Linked DNA regions of Homo sapiens: region 1 is linked to region 2. Evidence: chromatin contacts called from ENCODE Hi-C data. All regions are on one chromosome and are shown on one strand. The core of a region is the stretch at or near the end of the contact, and the rest is flanking DNA. Distances in the headings are between cores, read along the strand shown. Region 1 overlaps MITF (melanocyte inducing transcription factor). Region 2 overlaps FRMD4B (FERM domain containing 4B).

What was found. A loop is a pair of places that touch in the nucleus more often than their neighbours do. Pooled maps may share reads with other maps.
Region 1: a map of IMR-90 shows a loop between it and region 2 (15-fold over the local background). The contact joins two enhancer-like sites. A Hi-C loop is called at or near these places in 1 of 168 maps with a recorded cell type or tissue (IMR-90) and 5 of 50 pooled maps.

Annotation. Positions count from the first base shown.
Region 1 is chr3:69,789,859-69,792,558 of GRCh38, reverse strand. The region is part of intron 1 of MITF (melanocyte inducing transcription factor); the gene reads right to left. Among named protein-coding and RNA genes, the nearest start is that of MITF, 52 kb to the right of the region's middle. Within about 2 kb of position 1,303, at least 12 of the 41 ENCODE cell types and tissues checked have a DNase peak (open chromatin) inside an H3K27ac peak, as active enhancers do.
Region 2 is chr3:69,305,191-69,307,890 of GRCh38, reverse strand. All of the region lies in intron 3 of FRMD4B (FERM domain containing 4B), which reads left to right. Among named protein-coding and RNA genes, the nearest start is that of FRMD4B, 80 kb to the left of the region's middle. Within about 2 kb of position 1,335, at least 15 of the 41 ENCODE cell types and tissues checked have a DNase peak (open chromatin) inside an H3K27ac peak, as active enhancers do.

The DNA.
Region 1 (2,700 bases), core at 54-2,553, 480 kb before region 2:
CTCTTAATATTGATTTCTTTAGAAGAGTAGGATTAGGGATGGTGAGTAGGGAAATTAACCACATTTTATCTATACACTATCGTTATTCTTTTGGAATTTAAAAAAAAAATCATATAATGAAAGCTTGAGCTTAAGAAGGGAGGGAAGGAAAAAGCAAGGAGATGAGAGAGGAAAGAAAAAAAGGGCATCACTGTAACAGCACATAGGAAAACTTGAATCTGTTGTTCCTATTTTTACCAGTGAGTGCTGCTGTTGACCAATTTAATGGATAAAAGCAGTGAAATAAAATTGAAGAAAGCAACTCCAAACATCTGGCCCTTTGCTCACTATCAGACCCTTTCAGCTAGCAACACAGTTTAGTTCAGTTGGCTTTGTTTTGTTTCGTTTCTCTGATCCACTACTCATCTTTGAAAATTCTGCATCAGATAGTGATGGAATCAACTAGTCATATCTCTTTTCAAAAACAGAGGCAGCAACTGTGCTAGATGACAGCTTCACTTCTGGCAAGTACAGATGAGGATTCAGCACATCCGTCTCTACTTCAAGGAGCAACTCTCAGGGCACAGCAACTTAATTATCCAAGTCTCATTCCCAGAAAGTTCCCCGAATACCTCTGCTCCACCAGTCTTGGAAACTAAGGCCTCCTCTACTGTTGTTCACTATTATTCAAAGCATGAAACTGCATTTTCCAAGTTCTACTGCACCAATGAAATAGACCCAGCATGAAACATATAGGCAGTTCTAATAATGCCTCTTGCATACACACTTAAATGCACACACAGGGATGTCATGCAGTGCATAGCTTTGAAAAACGCACAACTGCTGCATTCCAGTATTTTGCCTCTACTTGCCATTAGATGCCACCAGCCCTATCTTGAAAAACAACAGAATAATAAGATTTAAAAGAGAAAAAACTGTGCCAGTTTGAACTTTCAAATACCCAAGGTTTTTATATTTTGCATAAGTAGCCATTCTTCTTAACTTGCCATGAAGAGGTCTTGAGCCTCTTGGGTCTCTAGATTCCTTTCTATTGACAGGCATTTTCTTACAACTTGCACATAAAGAATTGCAAAACATGGTTGTTTTTGCTTGCAAAATAATGATTTGTTACCATACTATTAATCCAGTACTAGTAAAATGAACTCAGGAACATGTATTTGTCTTTTCTCTGTTATGACACTCAAACCACCACCACCACCACCACGCTGTTAAGAAGAAAACAACTTGGAGAGCTCTTCAGCGATCATGGAGTTTTCTTTCATCCCAGACTTGAATCACAGTTGCGGAGGCCGGATTTCACAATCCCCCTCAGGGACTGCAAGTGCTGGCGCCAATCACAGCATTTCCCTGATTAGCAAACTGGCTTTAGACCCTTCAAAAACTTTCACATTTGAAATTTAACACATCTATATTTAGAACATGACTTGCAGGACATTTGCTGTACGCAAAATGGCAAAAGAAAAAAGGGCATTGGGACTATATTTGTTCATATAGAAATACAGAGATGATAACTCTAGGACCTCAAACAGAAGCAGAAACCTAGAAATTAGTGTCTCTAAAAAGAAGTTAGTGTGGGAGCTCGCAGAGCATCCACCATCTACGGTCTATTATTATTGGATGCATTTGGAATTAAGAAGTTTAATATCTTAAACCTACAAATACTGTGGCCAGGAAGTTAGTATATCTGCACGAGGACTTGGGTCTTGTATAAGAAATTCGAGAGTGAGAGAAATGAATCTGAATTTCATGCCTAGGACTGAAAGTGGGGTGCTGCTCCTCAGCTACAGCCATTTGTTGATTGGACAGACTAGGGACTTGGAATTTCCAGATTCTCCAGTTTTCCAAGAGAAGCGAGATATAGGGGTTTTGATGTGAAAGTTCCTAATTTTTAAAAAATATTGACCACTATTTCACATTTGTCAAAAACTGATTGTCCATGGGCCACATTCAGCCTGTGGCCTTGGGGTTTGCAACTTCAAGTAAGATGTTGAAATACTCAATGAAGTAGTAAAATTAGTGCCAGGTGATAAATGTGAAATTTTTAAAATTGTGGTAAAAAACAAATAAACAAACATGTTACATAAAATTTACCATTTTAACCATTTCTAAATATACAGTTCATTGATGTTAATTACATTCACATTGTTGTGCAAGAGATCTCCAGAACTTTTTCATCTCGCAAAACTGAAGCTCTATACCCATTAAATACCAACTCCCCTTTTCCCACTACCCCCTCCCCCTAGCAACCACCATTGTACTTTCTGTCTCTATGAGTTTGACTCCTCTACATACCTCATGTAAGTGGATTCATACAGTATTTACCTTCTTGTCACTGGCTTACTTAACTTACTATAAGTGGATTCATACAGTATTTACCTTCTTGTCACTGGCTTACTTAACTTACTATAATGTCCTAAAGATTCATCTATGTTGTAGCATGGCATATGACAGGATTTCCTCCCTTTTTAAGGCTGAATAATACTCCATTGTATGTATGCAGCACATTCTGTTTATCCATTCACCTGCTGATGGACATTTGGGTTGCTTCCACTCTTGGCTATTGTGACTAGCACTGCTATGAACATGGATGTGCAATTATCTATAGGACCCTGCTTTCAATTCTTTTGGATATATATATATATATACATGCACACAAAACTGGGATTACTGGATCACATGAGAGGTTTGTTTGTTTGTTTT
Region 2 (2,700 bases), core at 86-2,585:
CTTGTTAGTCACACAGATGGAGGAGGCACACCCAGTCCATGGAAGGATGTTATAGGGAGGAGGAATGCGGCTTTGACTTGCAGTGTCAGAGGTCCCTCAGACTGCAAGGTTTGTGGCAGACTGGAAAAGAGGGTCCTGGCCACATGGGAGGCTTCAGGAAAAGCTCCAAGCTCAGTTGAATATAAACCAGACAGTGCGTAAGTAAGGGGTTCAGACTGTAAGACCTTCTCTTCGGAAAGAAAAGAAATAGTAGGCCGGGTGTGGTGGCTCACGCCTGTAATCTCAACACTTTGGAGGCTGAGGAGGGTGGATCACCTGAGGTCAGGAGTTTGTGACCAGCCTGGGCAACACGGCAAAACCCCGTCTTACTAAAAATACAAAAATTAGCTGGGCGTGGTGGTGGGCGCCTGTAATCCCAGCTACTCAGGCACCTGAGGCATGAGGATCACTTAAACCCAGGAGGTGGAGGTTGCAGTGAACCGAGATTGTGCCACTCCAGCCTGGGTGACAAAGCGAGACACTGTCCAAAAAGGAAAAGAAAAGGAATAATGGGAATGACTTCCTTCAGTTATTTGGGCCACCCTTCTTGTTGTCTGCCCTGAGATTTCTTTCTCAAAACTACGCTGGGAGAAGAATGGTTCACACAGCCTTTTTCCCAGTTACCTCCTTTGGTTCAACCAAAGGAGGTAACTATAGTCATGGTCTTTCCAAGAACCCCGGCTCCACAATGTCCTCTGTGCACTCCCCGGCAAGTGACGGCAGAGTCTCTTTTTGAATTATGACCAGTTTGGGGAGGTGTCTCCTGGCTCTAGTCGTGTTTATTTTCAGAAGAAGTATGAGCGGGGCTGTTGAGGGGGTGGAAATTGGCCATTTCTACCTTTCTGGGGAGCGGGCCTGGAATATTGCTTATGTCTAAGGGTGTCTCCTTGGAATGTCTTGGTCACAAGCCTAGTTCTTTTTCTTTGGTAAATATTTTTGGAAAGTATTTTCTTTCAGCACTTTCCTCCTGCCTCCCTTCGCCCCCGTAAAACCACTGAGTGAGGGCCCTCCCAGGATGCCGTCTGAGTTTATTTTCCAGCCTAGATGCCACATGCGTCTTTTGTCTTTGGTAAAGCTGAAAGGAACATTTTGTCAATGAAAGTAGCTACTGTCTACAACTCATCCACAGGCCAAGAGGAGAAACGGAAAAATAGATGGCAATTACGCAATAAAAGCAGTGATGATGACCAACAACCACAGATTCAAGGTCACGTTACTGGGAGAGGGATAGCATTTCTGAGATTACGCTTGTTAGGGCCTTGCGCAGCTCTGTGTGCAAAGTTAGTCTTTCACCCCTAGAGGGCAGTCACGGCCCTCCTGAGGCACCAGTCCTTCAGGTCACCGTAGTGGTTCCATCTCTTCACCCATTTCACTTTTTGTTTTGCCTTCTCATGTTTTGAAAGGCTTTGCTAAATAAGCTTTGTTTACCAAGAAATAACAGATAGACTTTACAACACAACTGTGACTTTTGATCACTGTCCCTTCCAATGGGACTGTGACAATGGGCCTTCTGTTGATGCAATTCTAGCCAAAAATAAAACTTGCTTTGTGGTTGGTCTGCACTCCTGAGAGGGGTAGATATGATTGTCTTTTTAAGATATTGGTTAGATCTATTATATTTGCTGATGGGAAAATTTGACAAAAGCAAGTTATAAGCAATAAGTAACCTTTATATTTCAGTGGTAGAATTATGGGCATTTTTTAAAAAATTCTTCTAGACTTTTTCCTATTGATGAGATTGTGGGTGGATTTTTTAAAATCTAATTTGTAATTTATCCTTTTAAAAAACTATTTCTTATAATATATGCATGAATATCTTCTTTAATGTCATGGTTGAGTCCAGTCCCTTTTGATTACTTTCCCACTGCAACTGTAGTTTCTTCCACAGAGGTAACCAGTACTAGCAAGCTGCTGTGTGACTCTCCAGAAATATATCTAAAAATGTTCATCAATATTTAATAGTGTTTTGAATGTGCATCTGTGGTTAACATAATTGGTTTATGCTGTATATGCTATTGTACAACTTGCTTCATTCATTCATAGACACCATTCCATGCAAGTTCATACAAATATACATTATGCTTTCAATTTATTTTCAGAGACAGGGTCTCTCTCTGTTTCCCAGGCTGGAGTGCAGTGGCATGATCATAGCTCACTGTAGCCTTGAACTCCTGGGCTCCAGTGATCCTCCTGCCTCAACCTCCTGAAATGCTGAGATTACAGGTGTGAGCCACCATGTCTAGCCTATTTTGCTTTTAAAATGATGCATCTTTCCTAAGAAAACTTTTGAGATCTGATACTATCAAATATGTTATGTATTTTAAGACACACATTTAAACGTCTGTGAAATTGGGATGTGTCTTTATATCAGTGGCATCCTAAACTTGATGAAATAGAGTGTAAGACTCTCTTAACGTCAGTCTCCTATCTTATTTTGTTTTACACACAAAAGCAGTAGTTCTAAGGACCTTCCCTTGTGTTACTTAATCAGCTTATTTATCTTTATAATATTCTTGCAAGGAAAGCTGGAAACAGGTATCAGAAGCCTTGTCTTGTAACTATGGAAACAAAGACACACTCTTTCCGGCATTTAACCTGCTGAGTATCAGAGACTGAGTCAGAAGTCATTATAAAAGCTGATTCAACCCTCTAGTCTCATTT